2 separate regions of the Homo sapiens genome follow, and region 2 is linked to region 1. A link is a loop called in an ENCODE intact Hi-C map of the cell type or tissue named here. Cell type or tissue: Caco-2. All regions are shown on one strand. Links, peaks and the distances in the headings refer to the core of each region. The heading gives the core; the rest is flanking DNA.

Region 1 (10,212 bases), core at 3,075-7,074:
TGAGTATCAGTTGTTTGTTTCTTTTTACTGCTGAGCTGTATTCCATTCTGTGGATAGACCTCAGTTTATCCATTAACCAGTTGATGTACATTCGGGTTGTTTCCAGTTATTGTTGATTTTGAATAAAGCCACTATAAACATGTGCATATCAATTTTTGTGTGAACATAAGTTTTCCTGTCTCTATGGTAAATACTTACGAGTGGGATTGTCGGGTCACATGGTAGGTATATATTGAACTTTATAAGAAACTGCCAAACTGTTTTCCAAAGTGACTGTACCATTTTGCATTCCCATTTGTAATGAATGAGAATTCTAGTTACTCTTCCTGCCAGCACTTGATATTGTTAGTATTACTAGTTTTATTATTTTTAGCCAATAGATGTGTGTGGTATTTCACTGGGGTCAAATTTTTCTGTGTATAGAAATATCCACAGTCCTCTGGGAAAAGCTTCCATAACTCCATCAGATTCTCAAAGGTACACGGCCCAGAAGGTAAAGCATCATCAAATTCAGAGGCTGGAAAATGAAGGAGTCAGCCAAACACACTGAGAAGACTGGAGAAGAATTGTGAAATGTATAGTCTATAATACCAAGTGAGGAAGAAAGCCTGTACCATGAACTAAGAATAGGATGCTGTACTTAGCAAGAGGATTCCTGGTGATCTTTGAGAAGCCAGCCATCTCACTGGAGTGGAAGGGAGGAGAGGTGAAAAAATAGGGGTGTGCTGGGGTGAAGCATAAATGAAAAGTAAATGGAAGCACCACGTGCAGACCGAGGAAGTATCATGATAAAGAATAACCCAAATGTCCCTATTTTACTAGAAAAAAATTACTTATAGGAGTCCTCAGCAGAAGAACTTTTGATAATGGTGAGCAATGTTACCGGTATTAACATTATCTATTTTAAAAATCTGTTTTTACTGGCATTTACTTCAAGTTTCCCTGAGAAGCAAATTCACTTTACCACTGATGCCACTAACTTGGCTGACAAGAAATTTTGGGCACATAGAGTGTAATTGTGGCAATGAGATCTTTCCCCAAGTACATGTCCAAGGGTTTTACAACATGCAATAAGTGTGCTGTCAGGAAATTTTACAAGTCAGCTGATGCGTGCCACAGTGCCACAATCATTACCCTTTCCCGTACAGCATGCTGTCACGCGCAACCTCAGCTAATCTATCTGGGCATTTCTGCCCCACACAAAAAAGATGATCACACCGAAATAAGAAGGAAATCAGCATGTGGTCAGTAAGGATTCACCAATCTCTTTAGCCCCTGCCTGGATTACAAGAAAAGCTGCGGAAGGAAAAGAGACAATATTTTGGTAAACTTTGACATGTGCACACAGAGAATGCTTTTCTTAGTCATGATGTAGAATTTGAATATAAGGATGATCCATTCCTGGCTCTTTCTCTCTCTCTGCTCTTTGAATACATTGTAGAAACCAGGAAGCAGAAAAGAGAGATTGTACCACTTTCCCTATCACTTCTTCTCTATCAGATACACACACACACACACACACACACACACGCATACACACACCCTGCATCCATATTTTGATTCCTGCTAGTTCAATGTCTTATCCTCCACTGTTTTGAATAAGGTCATCACATTAATGCAGTTTAGAAGACTGAAAATGTCATCTTACTTCCTCCCCTTTACTTGTCTTAGATACTAGATTCACAATTACACCTGAACGTGTTACCTATCAATGCTATGCCCTAGACCACTTCACAAAATAAGTTGTTGCAGCAACTGTGGTCCTAGGAAAAGAATGTAGACTACGGAGTCAAAAGAGATGGGTTTGAGTCATAGCTCTTTCACTTTCTAGCCATGTGACTATGAACAAGTTACTAATTCTTCTGTTGTCTCAGAGTTTTCATCAATAAGATGGAAAAAAATAGCTCCTAATTCATACTTTACTTTGCATTGGGCATTCGAACAAGGTCGTGAAAGAACTGTAGAGTTTGACAATTACTGGACATTGCTATCCTCGCTCTCTGCAAATGTGGAGGCCAGTGTGCCCCTGCTAGCATGCTAGGAAGGCTGACGGGCCCTGACCGTCTTGTTTTCACTTTGACCCTTCCTCCCTGGGAGCTGCCATCAGAGCAGCTCTTGAATGCGAATTCTATCCCCTTCTTCTCCCTGCTGTGCCTTCCTTCCATCTATCTTCTGGAAACGGACTAATTCCCATTGAAAACTGTACTTCTTAACTTGGACATCCTTACAGCAGGTGAGATACCATATTTGCTGGGCTCTGTCGCTCTTTCTTTATTAATTATGATTAAGTATAATCTTTGCAAAGTAGCCCTTTCCCCCACACCATCTGCTATTCCTTTCCCCCATAGCATCTATTTCAGTTAATGAGTGGGATACCCTTCAATGGAGAATTTAGGGAAGCACTGGTGCATGTGAACCCCCCTGGGCCAGGAGGAGGAGAAGTGGATCCCGCTTTCTGACACATTTCAGGGCAGGTAGTTATTGTCCTGTTATAGACTGTCTTTGCTCAACACCATTAGTCCACAAATATTCCCAGTCTCTGTTTAAGCAGTTTTAAAAATAAATGTTCTATCTGCATTTACTTGATTATTGAATATGGTTTTTAAAAAAGATTATGAGAACAAAAAGCCCTTATCATCCAGAGTTTCAGACAAAGCACTGTGTAGTTAGACTCGTAGAAACAGAAAACATGCCAAGGTGCAAGGTAGATAAGATAAGCTAGCTTATGAGAAGCCAGGACTAAGATAATGTCTACATGAATCACGGTTTTTCTTGCAGAATTGGGGCTACAAATTGCCCTTTGCCTGTAAGAATATATCCCACTCATACTAATGAGAATGGCATGCTTGGGCCAAGGACAGATGCAGCCCTTTGGGATTTCAAAACTGGGTGAAGACTTTGATAATGGTTGAGCAGCAGGTCAATATGTTGATCATCACATGATGGAATTAGAGACTATGATCTCTTCTTGCTTCAAAGTTCTCTAGAGGAATGATATGATTTTTTTGGTGTGTTCCCTTACCTGCACCATGCCAAAAAATAACGTTCAAAGTAGAAACAAGACAGAATGATTATACATATCAAGGAAATTTGGTCATTTTTGCCTTTCATTAGATAAAATTGGGTGTGTTTTCTTTTAAAAAATAAACATGATTTGATCAACCTTATTTCTATGCATAAAGTCTAGTAGATAAAAGGCATTGGTAAATAGTCACTGAATGAAATAATGTATGATACTAACTTGTTAACTTGACCTTTCTCCCCAGCTCTTTATTTATAAAATGATTCTTGTGCTATTCCAAATGCCAATTGGAGGGTAAAGAATGAGCAGGCCCCGAGGGAAACTCCAGAGAAATGGAATTAAAATTCTAACTTATCTCAAATCTTCAGCAAATTCCTTTTCCCATTTTATCTACTTGTAAAGTCTCCAAATTGCTCTGCAATTAGATTACTCTAAAGTTAGAATCAACACCAGCATTATTGAGCCTCTTAGAAGTAGTCTATTTCAGTTCTACTTTTTGCAGAAGGCAAACTGACCCCAGAGAGATGAGTGAGTTGGCCTCTCTTTAGTTATGCATGTTGGGAAGATTTTTATTTTGAATATTCTTTTTGTTTAATTGAAATGGTGAGTTAATATATTTGCCCATACTCACCACCCAGGAGAAAAGTCCCCAGAGTTTTCAACTTCACATTTGAACAGTTCTGGGGCAATTTCATTTGCTGGTCAAACTTTGAGGGCTGTTTGTCTGGATGGTGGTCCTTATGGGAGCTGGCTTGTGGGCGCCCCCACAGGTAGTGTATCCCTCTCCCACCCCAAAAGGCCAACCCTCTCTGGCATGGGCATTGCCAGAAAACAATAGGTTATAGATTGGATAAAAAATTCACAAACATCATTGTAGAACCTGCTTTCTTGGGAGCAAAGTATCTTCAGGTAGAAAATTTAGATGAGAAAACATCACATATGTGCAATGAAGGTAAATACTGTAGGCCATACATTTTTATCTATGGTTGACTTTACGGGATTAGCTTTTTGAACGAGTGCAAGGCACTTTCACAGCTCACCTGAATTTTATTTGAAAAGTCAGCAGAAAGTATACATTTGTTTCAGAGAAGAGGAGATTCATGGGTAAACAGACACAGAGCTATGAAATGGTTAATACCCAGGCTAAGTATAATCCTGGCCAGTTATTTATGATATGATTCATGAATGTCAAATAGAAAGAAAAAGTTCACTTTTAAAACCATTGGCCCAAGGATAAGGTCTTTGAGAATTTCATCCCAAACACTGTTCCCTGACTATTCAGATCCTCCTAATGTTGACGGTAGATAACCTCTTGACTTTTTTTTGGCAATATGCCTTGTCTTGTGAACCTGGAGTTAGACAGAAAAAGATAACACCTTCCCTCCTGTGAACTTTGACAAATGACAAGTTCTGAGTCTACTGGAACCTCTTTACTCTTATCCAGAGAAACCTACTAGTCAGCATGTTCTTTTTAGTTAAATCACTCACTTTCTAAGTTCGGCTTAACCTTTGACATGGCATTTTGTTATGGGGCTATGGATTCTTCGTAGGTTTAACAAAGATTATGATACCAATAAGGATTTTAATCTCATGTGGGCTTGTGAAATTCAGTGATAATGAATATAAACTAATTTGTGATGTGGGGGATGGAGGTGGGATTGAGAGGCAGTTTTTCACATGTGAAGCTAATATCTCACAGCTACTTTAGTGGCACATTTAACACACCATGTGCCTAGGGTGGTATATGTGACCGGATGTGGGCTCTGCAGTCACATGTCCCAGTGTTCAAATCCTGATGCTGCCCCTTTCTGGCTGGGTTTTCTTTTTGACAAATTATTCAATTTTGTTAAATTCAGTTTTCTCATCAAAATGCAGTTACAATTCCTATTTCATAGATCTATTGTGATGATTCAAGAATATATAAAAATTCCTACACATAGTGCTTGATAGTGATAGTAGTTCAATACAAGCTACTTTTCTAATCTCTCCATCTAGTGGCCATCAAACCAGCTTCGGTTATCAGAAGGTCATCATCATTATGTGGTTTTGACTCTACACCGATCCTTGAGTATAAGCCTTAAGAATGATATGAGAATAAAGCTCTAATATCCAAAGCTTTAAAATGGGTTAATCATTTATGTTTGCACGATTGTGAAAACTTACAATGCCTTGGTAACCTAAGCTTCATATCCCTTAGAGGGTACCTTGCTGAAAGCATGCCTTTCTGTCACTGAGAGAGTCAGCTCTTCTTAGCCATTCTTTTCTGTCTCTCCAAAGAGCTGGGGAAATTTGTTTCATAATCTTCTCTGCCACAAAAAACATCTATAATTGACAGGAGAAATGTTGTTTTCATCAATCCCTGAGCCTTCCTTTCCTCACTGAAATGAAATCTATTTGTAGTTTTGGGATTTAAGAGGCAAAGCAGATAAGCAGAGAAGGTAATGGTATTCGTATCAGTTGTGATAAAAATGGCTACATTTATGAAACCACAGATGCCATGTATTTTACATATCTTCGAATCCCGACAACAACTTTAGGAAGAGAATTATATGATCAACTTCATCATGCAGATGAAGAAACTAAGGCACAAAGAGGCTAACTTGCCCAAGGCTTTCTCTAAGAATGTGGAGGTGGGAATTTACACCCAAGTCACTGAATGAAGAGTCATGAACACAAGTCACCACACCATTGGGAGACTGATAGCAGTGAATCAAGCCAAGGAATAGTTGTAGTAGAAGCTCACCAATGCATTCCCCTAGTGGACTATTTCCCAGCTGTGGTATCCCAGAAATGGTGAGGTGTCCTAGAGATCCTCATTGTTCTTTAATTAAAATGAAGACAGCTGTCTCATCTACATCAACTATCATATCTACATCCCTTACACAACTAAAAGAGTAGATTTTGGGAGGATAGTATTTGTATTTGTTAATATCTGGTTACCCTGGAAAGACTGAAGGGTACTTGGGTATCCCCTGGATCTAGCTCAGGATCTGGCACATGACTTAAATACTAAATGAAAGAAATGATATGTGTGGAATCCTAGTGCTTTCCTGCTTAGTTGGGGAATCTCAGCCTTACTTTGCATCCTTCATCTCTTTCTATCACATGTGAAAACCTATGAAAGCCCAAATGGATGGATGAACATATAAGCCTGAATTACACTGGATACAACCTGACATATTTCCCTCTATTTCAAGCTGAAGACTGACTAGAATGTGAAGAAGTAAGATAAAAATCTAAACTAGATACTGAATGGAAACAAAGGAAAGAAAGGGGAATAAAAACAGTCTTGCTTTGTTTTCTGTTGCTATAACAGGATACCACAGACTGGGTAATTTGTAAGGAACAGAAGTTTATTTGGCACATGGTTCTGGAGTCTAGGAAGTCCAAGAGCACAACACTAGCATCTGGTGAGGGTCATCCTATGGCAGAAAGGGGAAGGTGGAAGCAAGTGCTCAAAAAAGAGAAAAATGGGGGCTGAACTTGTCTTTTTATCATGCCTGTGATAATGAATCCACTCTTGTGATAATGGCATTAATCCACCCAGGAAGGCAGAACCTTCATGACCTAGTCACTTCTTAAATGTTCCACCAGTTAATACTGTTACGATGGCAATTAAGTTTCAACATGAGTTTTGGAGGAACATTCAAACCATAGCACAAGATGTAGAAAAAGAAGGCAGTGGTCACCAATTGAGTAAGAAATAAATGTCACTAGTTACAACCTTGTCATACTGGATGTGTTGGATCATCCATTTTGGCCTCCTTTCACCTCCCCACGGGCCCTTCTCTGAGTCTCTGAGGTCTTCACCCTCTTTTTTGCAATGACCATTACCTAGGGCTTACTCTTCTTATTCCTCAGTTAATGTCTTCTTGTTCATACTTTAAACTTGTGATCACCACGGACGATACTTTTTAAATGGGTTGTTGTATAATCCTTGCTGCAGCTCAAGGGAAACATTTTCAAGTTCACACTAATATTATTTAATGATCATCTGTATCTTGACTGTCATGATCTACATTGGTCACCTGGAAATTTCCTAGAGGAACTGGAGGTGTAGGTCCTGGGTAAAATCATGGGCTTTGAAGCTAGAACCATTGTAAAACATGGCTGTCTTATTTATTAGCTGCGTACCTTTAGCAACTGACCCAATCTTTCCTATCTGTACATTGGGGATGAGACTATTACCTACAATACAGAGTAGCTACCAGGATCAAAGGACAGCAGGGGGTCTTAACTTTTTGTGCCATGGATCCATTTGCCAGTCTGGGGAAGCTCTTGGAACTTCTTATCAGAATAAATAAATTTGAAATACATAAAAGATTAATAGTATAAAGCCACCCAATCATATTGCTACCAGGATATTTTATAAGCAAAATTGCAACTAGTAATAAACATATTAAATAACAAGATCTAAAAGTGGTTTTGTTACCAACAGGAACTTTCAAGTTTGTGATGAGTAAAAAATGATGTTTTGAGATATCTGTAACAACTGTAATACAATATCAAAATACTTGTAATTTCTATTGGTGACAAAGACATACATAATTATCACTAACATTACCAAAGTTCACCATTTGTATCTATAATGGTAAAAAATGCCAAATTCTAGTTAAAGGTTAGTGAAAATAATATGTAAAATTTTTTCACTTAAGTTCAAAAACCCTCAATTCTAGCCCCAGATTTTTGGACCCCAGGCAAATATCGTGGATTGAAGTCATACAGGGTTTAGCACAGTGTTTGGCTAATAGTGAGAGCTCTATAAATTACTCATTACTCAAACATTTTCTCTTAGGAATTGAAAAGATTCCATGCTATTAGGATGAACCACATGAAAGTGCCAATTTTATATGTAAAAAATCATATTTCAGTAATTTCATATGATTCAGTCTAATTTAGGAACTCTATAAAGTAACATGTGAAACTTTTAATTCTTCGGTATATACTGAGGGTTTTTTTTCCCTAAGAAAATGTATATTAGCTTACCGGGTTTTAAAAGGCATAGACCATTTGGAATTCCACATTTGATTATTTCTTTTGTTTTTTTTTTTTCCCAGTATTTGTGGACAAAGACAAATGGACACCTTTTGGGGTTATTCTAAGATTTATTATGCTTCTTAACATACTTCTTTATCTTCTTAATTATAGAACATTTGTTATGTCTGGGGCTTACTCATTCCTAATGATTCATTTAGACCTAGAAAATCTCTCCCCGATTGCCAAAAACTTTAGTCTTATTAATTTTGAGGGAGTCTATGACCTAACTGCATTTAGGTATCACTTTAGAAAGATACTTGAAATAAGGTACCCCAATAATCTTCAAATGAGTATCTAGTATAGTCACAGCAATAATCTGTCACCTTGGGCAGCACTACTTTGTTCCCAGATGCAAAGGATGGTGACGGGAAGGCTTTCAGTTACTTGATACAATGCAAGTTCTTATAACAAAGTGTTCTTGCCAGTTTACTTGCCTGTAGACCCAGTTAGATGGTAAAATCTGAGAGCAGGGAATTAATGCTCTCTCTTGTTCATTTTGGTGTTCCCCAGTACCTAGCTCTGTGCTGGCACAGAGTAAAACACTCAATGAACACTCACTAAATGAAAGAATGAAGAGATGAAGAACTGCTCTTCTTGCTTCCAGTGGATACAAGAGAAGAGTCAGGGGGCTACGATTCTAATTAGGTTTGTTTTCAACATTCCAGTGTTAGTTTTTACTGTCAGCAATATTGTCAATTCAATAAAGTATAATTACATAAGAGGAAATTAATTTTGTAAGCATTTAAAATAGTCAGGTTGGGCTGGGCGCGGTGGTTTACGCCTATAATCCCAGAACTTTGGGAGGCTGAAGTGGGTGGATTACTTGAGGTCAGGAGTTTGAGACCAGCCTGACCAACATGGTGAAACCCCATCTCTACTAAAAGTACAAAAATTAGCCAGGTGTGGTGGTGGGCACCTGTAGTCCCAGCTACTCAGGAGGCTGAGGCAGGAGAATCACTAGAACCCGGAAAAAACACCTTTCAAGCATTATCAAGCTCTTCAGAGGCATCTGCTCCCATTCAAACTGCTGATCATATTGTTAAAAATTGATAGATTATGGGCAATATTACTACAAGAAATATTAAAATATGCTCATAAGACAACATGAAAATACACCTGGCACATAATGGAGGCTCAAAAATATGATAATTGGATTAAGTGAAAAATATCACATTGTTTTAATTTTTGTTCTTTAAAATTTGTGACAAAACTTGAGCATCTTTTCACATATTTATTAACCATGCATATTCCTTTTACTCTGAGCCATCTCCTTCTATATTGATTGCCCTTCTTGTTAAAAATGGGCTCTTCATATTTTTAGTTGTTTTATGAAGGCTCAATCTTTGGTCCTAAAAACTGATAATAATTTTCCCCTGTTTAACATGTGTCTTTGGGTACGGTTTGTATCAGTATGTATGTTCTTGCCAACTCAATAATAAATATTTTTAAAGTCTTTCCAGTATATTATAAAAACTATGTGCAGTTTTATTTAGTTCTCTTAATAGTTTAATTTTTTACATTTATGTCTTTGCTACCTCCATTTTGGGGATAAGGAATTAGGTAGAAATCTAGCTTTACTGTTTCACAAATGGCTATCCAGGTGTCCCAAAAACTTTTTATTGTAAACCTGATTAGAAACCCCAATTTTACTGAAGTTATCCATAATCTTGTGGTTATTTTTGAGTTCTTTCCATTGAGCTATCTATTGTTGCAAACCACAATTACAGTTGGTTTATCCACACTTGTGTTTTTCTTTCCCAGAATTTTCTTTGCTATTCTCAAATGTTTATTTTTTGGATAAACTTTACAGTCATTTTGCAAGTTTGCCTGAACTTGTGATTTTGCTTTGGATTTTATGAGCATTTAACTCAGTGCCTGACATATGGTAAGATCTCTTTAAGTGTGAAAATATAATTGTAATTATTACATCAAATATAATGACAAATATGAAGAGGATTAACATCTTTGCAATATTGTCTTCCTAAGATTTGGATAGGAAATTTACCCATCTGCTCATAGGGAAAAACTATGCTCTTTCTTCATGTTCCTAGTGTTCACTAGAGTGCTTGTATAGAGCACATACTTAGTAAATATTTGTGAATTGCATTGGTAGTATCTAATTAATTTGCCAGTAGGTATTGTTAAAATACTTT
Region 2 (10,212 bases), core at 3,867-7,866, 54 kb after region 1:
GTTATAATGCAGACTGCACGCTTAAAAGAAGGAATGTTCTAAGTTTTAGTCCAAGATGCCCTGAGGTGAGAAATCAAGAACAAGGATCTCGTCTATGACTTGAGATAATAATGAGGATCCTTCAATAAATTCCTAGGGCTGTCTCTTATAGGGACTCAATCAAGTCAACTCCATATTAAATGTCTGTTGTTGTGCAAGGCATAATATGAGTGCCTTGAGAGCCATAAAGAACAAAAATCTTTGAAATGTTTCTAACCCTCAGGAGTTTACAGCAAAGTTAGGAACAAAAATTTGAATCACGATCAAGCTTTTAATAAATCTAAATAAAAATAAAATATTTCAATAGCAGCTCAAAATAAAAAGAGACAACAGCTTTCACAAGGCTGTCCATGGTTAATTGCCAAGTGAATTCTACAAGCAGAAAGTGCCCAGACCTCAAAGAGGGCAGGCCCAGGAAGGCATCTTTCAGGACAGGCAGAATGTAGGTAGGCTGGCAGGAGGCAAAACAAACCCACCTGCTTCTTGTTGGGTTGTGAGGTCAGGCTGATCTGAGCTCACCTCCACCAAGGGTGACCTGGGACAAGTTCTCTTCCACTCTGAGTTTGTCTTCTCACAAGAAAACAGGTAATAAACTCCGCGCCTACCTTTGAGTTGTTGTGAGGAGTAGATGAGAGCTGTGTAAGTAAATTATTGGCATAGAGTCTCACACATATTACATCTTTTTTGTTTTTGTTTTTGTTTTTGGGACAGAGTCCAGGCTGGAGTGCAGTGGCGCTATCTCGGCTCACTGCAAGCTCCGCCTCCCAGGTTCACGCCATTCTCCTGCCTCAGCCTCCCTAGTAGCTGGGACTACAGGCGCCCACCACTGCGCCTGGCTAATTTTTTGTATTTTTAGTAGAGGTGGGGTTTCACCGTGTTAGCCAGGATGGTCTTGATCTCCTGACCTCGTGATCCGCCCGCCTCAGCCTCCCAAAGTGCTGGGATTACAGGCGTGAGCCACCTCGCCCAGCCACACATTACATCTTATGATACCAGACATCATATTATGTATTGATTATGTCTTTTAGTTTATTGTCTGTTTTTCCTACTCCAAAATAAACTCATGGAGGGTAGGTATTTAGTATTGTTCCACTCTTGGATCCATACTGTCTATGTTACTAGCTGGCACACAATAAATACCTAGTACATATCTGTTGAATGAATAAAATCAATGAATAATTAATTTAAACCAAAAAAAAAACAGCAAAGCTCATATAATTGTCCAACCATATCTTTTTCATATTTTTTTCTCATCTCTGTCCATTTTCTTCAACTTCGTGAGCAATAAGAGATGTTGCAAGCAACAGGCTAAGTTCCAAAAGGAGCAAGATCATTTGGAAGTTGTCCCTATGAGTTAATGGCTACTAAAACTCGGATTATTTGCCTTGAGAAGAGTAGATAATGCAATGGGAAAATAGTTTGTCTTCCCATTTCCTCCTCCTGCATTTGCTCCTCCCCATTGGCTCCTGATCATACCTGTGCCCCATAGGCCCCTCTTACCATCAATGTCTAAAAATAAGGGACAGAGACAAATTGTGGGGAGAAAACAAATGGTTTCCCATGTAGACCTTCTAAGTCCCACGGAGAGAGGGTTGGAATGTTACTTCCTTTTTCTCTAACGTACCTCAATGCCCTATTTTTAAGCCTGAGGATGAGTGAGTTAGCCAAGCCATGCCAAATGAAGCATGACGGTTACAAAATGTTATGTTTTCCGTGACATTAGGTCAAGCAGCAGTGACGTTCTGCTGGAGATCACTTGGCTGTACGTAAAAGTCCCTGTCACCATCACTGGAGACAGACTTATTTTGACCTAATTTTTTGTCCCATTATAATTTTGTAAGCTTAATTAAATTTGGTATGTTTCAAGAACATGGACTATCACTAGCGCTGGGGGGAGGAGATGAACAATCAACTTTTTATTATCTCACGTTGGTGTGTGACCAGCTAAAGAATCTCATTAAAATCTTATTTGCAGGAAATGGACTCATTTATAGCTCCCCACTTGGTAGTATGTTTGTTACTAGAGCAGAGGGGAGGTAAAGTGAGTCACAAAATGTCAATGCTGGATCGTGTGAGCATCCTCCCAGACTGCAGATTGCTGACACCTCATTGTGTTCTGTGTGTGTGACACAAAGCTCTGATCCATGTACACTCTAACCCCTCAGATAAAATCCTGTCCCCAGACCTGCAAAACCCATTATTGCCTAAGAAAAGCCAGAATTACTGAATGTTTTCCTTTCTTCTGACTTAAAATGCACGTCATCAACCACGTAAAGGAAAAGAACAATGCATGAAGTATCCTCTGGGGTTTCTCACCCTTTCTAAGATATTTTCATAATGAGTTTCTGCTTAAAAATTGTTTCATCAGAGGATATTGATGCTCCTGTGTGAGACCTTCTAGAGCTTCAAAGAAATAAAATCCAAACATCTCTGGGACATCTTGTGGGGAGATTGATTAAAAAACTTGGGTGTTTTTGTTTTTCATGTGAAAAATATCTTAGAGTCTACATGAGGATCTTTCTGGACTTTATGTAAATATTTTATAATATTATATATTAGTCAGGATCCTGGCAAGAACAAAATCCACCCCAGAAGTTTCCATAAAGACAGTTTGATAAATGCCTACTTACAGGTTACAAGCAGGTTAAAGAAACAAACAAGGGATGTTGAGGCACCCAGAGACTAGCGACAGTGGGAAGCTGTTCTTGTACTTCGGCCTAAAGAACAAGAGGAGGAAATAGTGCTGCTTGAATCCAGTGTAAGCTAGTAGAGGCTACAGCCACTGTCAGAGACCCACCCAGGGAAGGTAGGAGCCCTGGAAGAAATACTCTGATTGCTATCTCCTTCCACCCCGATCTCCTGCTGGTGCTGCTCATTGGACAAATTTCAATGTAAGCCAGTGTCACGGGACCCTGGGTAACAAAGCCTATAGGGTTCAGCTTCCCAGGACAGACCAGCAGGGAGAAAGGCCAAATATTAATCTGTTTAGCATAGTACTCTTTATACTCAATGATCTTGTTCAAAATTATGTCATTATTTGCCAGGGCTTATGATAAATTTGCAGCCCATTATCCTGGCGCTTTCTCTTTATCCTGACCTCCTTTGTGACTCTGTGATCTGCACATATATTCTCGGTCCTGAACAGTTTTCTCTGTGCAATGCTAACTCTTCTCTGTTGAGATTAATCCCGATCTCCATATCAACTAAATAAATTTTAAAGTTATGAAAACTGTGAAAGTCCTTCTTCACTCTCATGAAATTTTAAATTCATAATCTCTTGGCTTGGCATAGTTTCATTACTTCAAGGACATTAAAACATTTTACTTTCATTATCTCATAGATTTTTTTACCATATCTCTCTTGGGTAGGCATCTTGGTATAGTACCTAGTACAGTGATACATGAAAATAGACGTTTAATAAATGCTTGCTAAAGGGATGATCACCATCAAATGCCCCTTATGCAGATACGGGAGCTCATGCTGAAAAGTTAAGCAACCTGGCCAATATCTCGTGATGTGCCAATAGGGATATAAACCAAGTCAGAGGGCTTACCCTGAATATGCTCTCTCCAAACTGAGATTTTGCTAAGCAGGGCAGGAATTTGAAGAAGGGTTCATTTTCTTCCTGTACTTTGACCCAATGTTAACAACAGTTGAGATAGACAGGGCATGGTTTTTCAACTGATTTGTTTACTAGATTGTCAAAGAAATATATGCCCATTACTTTTTCTTAATCATTAGACATGAAATGTCATCAACAGGAACAAAAAGTTGAGCTATACACGTATAGGAATTGAACTGAACTGTGATGGTTTTTTATTTCCGGGATGAGTAAAAGGAAAAATAAAGTGGGGATTTAAACCTAAGATTTACCTGGAAATCAGTTACAGACAGCTTTTTCTTATCAATGGAAATAAAGGACAGGAAGGAGCTGAAAAAGTAAATGTTTACAGTTTTATCTCCACAGCTGTTATAAACTCATCTTCAACCAAACCTCCCACTGTGTTCCAAAGTTCTCAATGATGATTTTTCTTGCATGTCACTGTCTTACTAAATATCTGGTGGAGGATTCATATAGAGAAGGAAAAGCTGAGGGACCTGGATTCACTGCCCGCCAGATCAAATCTTTGTGGAATAATACCAATCAGGTAGATTAAGTTTTGTAAATAGGGTAAGTCATCCATTGCCATGAAAACATTTGCAGATGAGGTGGGTCTGTATTTTTGGAAGCACCCTCGGTGCCTTCCTTTGGAGAGTGTGCTACCAGCCGACATAATTTGTAGATGGTGTCTTGTGTGCACAGCTTCGTGGTGGGTGTGATATTATAAGAGAAACCAACTGAGACCACCGTTTTCAGAATCACATTGATTTTAAATCAGTTATACCCAGTTTCTAAATAACTTATGTTCTTTGACTGGGTATTATCTTTATTTTCTTCCTCTTTCTCTTCATACTCAGAATCACATGGAATCCTATTTCCTACATAGGAAATATTCCTGTCTCTTGAATGTGACCTTTATCCTCACCATCTCCTTTGCTTAAACCGGGTTACTATCTACCAGTTCTCATGTGGGCCATCACAGGCCATATTCTTAATTAGCCTCTCTCTCTCCACATTCCCACCTCAACCTCCTTCACAAGGCAAACATCTTTGTTGTTTAAAAATACAAATATATTCAAGTCCACCATTGCTAGCTTAAAATGCTTCAGAGGTTTCCCATGGCCTTGAAATTCAAACCTTAACATCATTCTCTTCATGCTTTTTAGCTTTCCCTCACACTATTCTGTACCTCAAATTCCCTTTTGTCCGCAAAATAAAGCCCAAAACTCAAGGCCTGTCATAATCTGATCACAGCCTGTTTCTTCAGCTTCATTTTGTACTACTCTCTTCTTTACCATCTATATCCAGGGGTGAAATCATTGAGGCTCCAGGGAAATATCTTTGTGGCATGTGAGTAAGAGGAAATTATAGAAGACATTAGTTACAACTGAGCTACCAAACTAGATAATACACTTCCTAAAACTGATGATATTGAAAGGGCCAAAGCTAAACATTCTTTCTAGGAAGATGTTATTTACCAAATTAATGATGAATTTCCTTAAAGCCTTATTTGAATCTTCCAATATTCTTTGTTTTTCCAAAACACAAAAACTAATCTACAAACTACTCTAGATGGGTTGAGAATGAAGTGAAATAAAACCCGAGTCAGATAGCAAACTTAATTGTGGGGCTACATTCCATCCAGAGAAGAATAATAAAAACTAGCAACAAAATTTCTTGGAACTAACATTTCAGGTCTCTGCCACTTCAGATGACCCCTTTATCTTTCATAGACAGATAAGACATTATTGCAAAAAGGAGGACGCTTTGTCTTCCAGATGGAACCCTAAGAACTAAGGTCCTGCTTGCCAAAGAATCATGGCTCAACATGTTGAGTAACCAAGACTTCTTATCTCTTATCTCTTCTCCAAAGATAGTACTTTTATTGCTACAATTTATGCAAAAACTTTCAGGCTAAAATATATATGTGCATATACTTATATGCGTGCATATGTATATATGTATAAAGATAGAGACTCAAGGGAAAATATTGATAGAGAAAGAGATAGATAGATAGATAGATATAAATGGAAATTTAATATGGAAGGTCAACTATTAAATGACTTGTCTATACCCAGCCTTTGCCACATTATTCTAAGCATAGGGAATAAAGGACAAGGTTCTGTTCCTAGGAAAGTTTACAATATTTGATGGAAGTTGGGCCTGAGGGAAGGAGAAGCATTATGGGCAAATGTTGGAGGGGGTGAGGTGGGGAGGTGGCTCAGATTTGCCAACTGCCTACTATGAACAGATGCTGTGATTAGATCTGTTATATGAGGGTATCTCATTTAATTCTTACCAAATCAGTGCATGAAAGTGATATCTCTGTTTTCCAGATGAGGAAACTGAGGGTTGGAGGAAGAGCCCAATGAAAGGGCAGTCCCATTGAGTAGCTGTCAGAGAATCGTTTAAAAGAGACTTAAGACATTTTGCAATTAATCAGGAATGTGGTGTTTGTTAACTTAAAATAATTTTATTGCATGGTTGCTTACATAACTGGTAAAGTGTAAATTGGTCCCCTTCTGCTCAGCACATGTATTACTCTCTTACGTGAATTTAACCATACAACAGAAAGAAGTTTACACGTATATTTTAACAATTTCCTCACTGCCTTTTAAGGAAGATAGAGTCTGGTACTGAGCGTTGGTTCTTTGATTTGTTGAGTTCAACAAAATTGATATTCTCAGGAAAATGGTCTTTGACATAGCTGAAGGTTTATATCATTCTGCGAAGGAGATTCCAAGCTTAGAGAGAGAGGCTGAGGTAAGATTAAGTTGCTCTGCCAAGAAAGGGAGAGAGATTTCAGGAGGTGTAAGACCTGAGAATACGGTGTCAGAGTTGGGAAGGTTGAGGCCTGAAAGAGAAAAGGGAAGGGGGGGGGGGGGAAAGAGAGAGAGAGAGAGAGAGACTTGGGCAAGGGGTCTATTCAAAGGGGCTTCTCAAGTTGCAGGCTGTGTGGGAGGGCTGGTTCAGGGTTTTCTTCTCTTGTGTCTCCCACGGGGCCAATGCAGTGCCGAAAAATATATAATGTCAATAAACGCTGAATTGGATTGAATCAAGATTGCCAAAGAAGAGGAAATAAAAGAGAAAAATCAAAGTGACCAATGAGAAGCAGGGTATTTGCAGTGTGATCATCCTCCATACTTCTGGAAGCAGTAGATTTTGTTAAAGTCTTCACCAAATATATGAGTCTACAAGGGTCATTAATGTTTTTGACTTGGGGAAACTGGAGTCATAGGACAAGAAGGTGGACATACTGTTCAAAACAAAGGAATGTGGAATTTTTGTTATTAGAAAGTCAGTCTCTCCAATTCTCACTAAATAAAGATAAGTATCTAAAACCTATCCATTTGAAGGGGAAGCTGGTCATCATCCTGCCCGATGCACTGATGTCTCTGTCAGGTCTTATCTCTGGCAAAACAACCAAGCCAGGCAGGCAACCATTGGCAGAGAGGCCTCATACCCAGCCCTGATTTCTTTCACCACACACGACCTCTTGTACCATGGGAACAATTCAGAACTTGGAGAGGGGAAACTTAGTTTTAAATCTCAGCTCTACTACTTACTAGGGTTTAAATTAGTATAACTGAATCTAAATTAGGCTCTCTGGGTCTGCTGCCCCTATCTGTGAACTGTGAATAATCAAACATTTCAGTCTATCTCACAGGTCACTTTCAAGACTCATATGAAATAACAAATGAGAAAGTATTTTGTAGACCATACAGAACTTTAAGCGACTGGGCCAGCTAATCCTGCAGAAATACCTGAACAATCATGAACATACTTGCTCTGAAAGGAGAGATCCTGGGTCCGCATAAACTGATGTTACCGAAGAGTATTAGTCACTTGGCAAATGCCGAAATTACCACTATGAAAATAAAACAAAAAAATCCAAAGCAAAACAACCAAAAACAAACAAACAAAAAAGCAAGACAAAAACCAAACATACACATCCAAGAGATTAGGCCTCTTGTTTTTACAGTTAGCATTAAAGTTTAGTTTAGTCATGTGACTTGGTAAATAGTTCAGTATTCTCTTTTTGACTCAGTTTGGTTCCTGGAACTGTGGCAGGAAGAAACAAAATGGGATTCAATAGAGTGTTTAGCATGAAGTTCATTAGGTAGTACCTTTCTCCTAATAATGCTGGGCATTCTGGAAGTCATTTTGAACAACCTGAATGGCAAGTATTGCTGTGAAAGCCTTCCTGGTTTCTTGTGTGTCTGAAGTAAGAAGGATTGAGTTTGGTGCTTTGAGCCAGTGACAAGAAGTCCTCAGTCTTATCATTACTCCCATCTTGGTACCTGCAGACCCAATGTAAACTCTCTTGACCTTGACTGAGATGGCATGATCTTTTTCCTTCTATTTCAGAAGACTTTTTTAGGTGTAAAAATACAAGTACTCTATGAAATCTGATTTCTATTCCTCAAGATAGAGAGGAACAGTGAGTCTCACTACAAATTTGTTTCAAGGCTCTTCCCACTCATATCGCTTTTTTTTTCAGACATGAGAGACTGCTGAGTCAAACCAATAACTAGGTTAGCATTTCTCTTCTTTAACCAGCCAATAAAATAAAAGCAATTAAGCAATAGAAGGTATGGAGAAACTTCAGGCAACATAGCAGGTTTTTAAAGTTATATCTTGTGGATTTCTTATCCCTAGAGCACAGGAAATATTAGTGCCAGGAAAATCTACATTTATGTCTCCCTTAGGCATGTATTCCTATAATAGCCAATTTAAGATTTTCGAAAAATTGTGCTTTTCCTAAAACATATGAAAAATGAATCAGCTGTGGTACCACTCCTGGGGATTGTGTTTGTCATAAGAAAGGATTTGTATTACACCATCAGACACTTTAATTTCCATGCCTAATATATTTTGTCACATTTTCACTACCTCCTAATTGAAATGAGGCTGAGCAACTGTCAATTTGGATGGCTTTTAAAGGCTGGAGGATAATCATCAACCTGTTTCCAAAGCACTTCAATGAGTGAGTGCATGTAGACCATGTCAACACAAGCCTTGGAGAACACACTCTCAGAGGGCTGAGACAGGGTTTTCCTTCTCTTATATTTCCCATAGGGTTGACGCAGCACCAAAAATATAAGATGTCAATAAATGCTGAACTGGATTGAATCAAGACTGCAAAAGGAGACAAAATACAAGAGACAAATCAAAGTGACAAATGGGAAACAGGGCATTGAGGAAACAAAAAGACAGAAGCCAAACCATTCTTTAAATAGGAAGTACAAAGGGTACCAATCAAAAGTCAACCCCATTGAGGCCTTTTGGATAAGTTCCTTTTCCTTTTCCTATTGACCTCCCTATGGATCTGTTCTTCCACTGATATCATTGACCTTGATCAACTATCAAATTCCAACCCATCCTTTAAAACCTATCTCAAAATCACCTTCCCTGGGAAGGCTTTCTTGATGTCCCCAGAAAAAGTGAGTTGCTTCCTTTCCTGTGAAGTTTCTACCTTCCTAGGACTTTGTCCTTGATTTTGTCTCAGGACTTATATGTTTACAGTTTCTTTACACATCTGTCTCTTCCATCCTCTTTGCCTCCAGACTCAGGTTATAACTTTACTGAAGATCTAACTTTCTTTTTCCTATCTGCATCAACTATCTATGTAACCAATCCCTAACCCAGTCTCTGGCCCACAGGAAGTGCTCCATAAATGTTTACTGAACAATGCACAAGGTAGCTTCCATTTGTAGGCTCTATTAGATGTATCAAAATGCAAAAGGAGCTTTTTGAGTGTCTGCTTGAACCCCAAGAAGGCTACAGCTCTTTCTCAACAGGCAAGAAGAGAAACATGTTAGACGCAGAAGAGTGACCTACATAGGCTTCATTCTTATCTCAATGTGTGAGCCACAACCCAGCACACCAAATGGTTCACATCCCTGTAGAACAAATGAAACCAATAGACACTCGTGATAGGGAAGTTCTTTCAAAAGACTCACTGTCCTGCTTACATCAAGATGCAATATGGGATCACTCTCTACACTGCTTTCTCAAGGGCCTGGTTTAATTTGGTTTTAAAATAACCACTACAGAGAGGGTTCCATGAATTCCCTAAGATGGCTGTCTCCTAAATTAGTGGACTTCTAGGGATCTCTTGTATAAATAAACAGTTTGTGACACTGAAACAGGGCTAGGCCACTTTGGTATTTGTCTGTGCGCAGCTTAACTGAAACATAGCTGGACTTGGAACGTGTTTATACAAACTAGCTAATCCTACTAGGTCATCATGACCTGCAATCACCCTGCTCTTCCCAGCCCATATTCGTCGTGTGCCCACCAAGGCAGTAGCTTCATAATGAGGAGGAGTTTCCATTACAGAGGCAGGTAGGACCCCTGCACTGCTTTCCTTTCACTCAAGCAACCCACGCCTCCCTGTATCTAAAACTCCCACTCTCCTTGATAAAGAAAAAACACAAAGAGCACCAACTTCCGAAGGGCTGCTGTGCTGAACTTGAGAGAAATCTTCTCTTTGTTACCAGTTGGGTCAGACTTAGAAACTCTTAAACCGGAGGTCTACTGCACTGTGTGGTGGCAGTCACTTTGCTTAA

What was found. Peaks named below come from ENCODE experiments on the same cell type or tissue, not always from the same donor. Only the 100,000 strongest peaks of a DNase experiment are listed, where the experiment ranks them.
Region 2: it touches region 1 in a loop (7-fold over the local background); 1 of 110 quality-filtered maps calls a loop at or near these places.

Annotation. Positions count from the first base shown.
Region 1 is chr6:105,565,563-105,575,774 of GRCh38, forward strand. No RefSeq gene overlaps it. Among named protein-coding and RNA genes, the nearest start is that of LINC02836, 62 kb to the right of the region's middle. In Caco-2, for the core only: no CTCF peak of the experiment used is centred there; no DNase peak of the experiment used is centred there.
Region 2 is chr6:105,618,819-105,629,030 of GRCh38, forward strand. It overlaps LINC02836 (long intergenic non-protein coding RNA 2836), which reads right to left. Exons shown (of 6, transcript XR_942833.3): 3 at 3,913-3,970; 4 at 2,670-2,756; 5 at 516-644. Among named protein-coding and RNA genes, the nearest start is that of LINC02836, 8.4 kb to the right of the region's middle. In Caco-2, for the core only: no CTCF peak of the experiment used is centred there; a DNase peak (open chromatin) is centred at 5,433.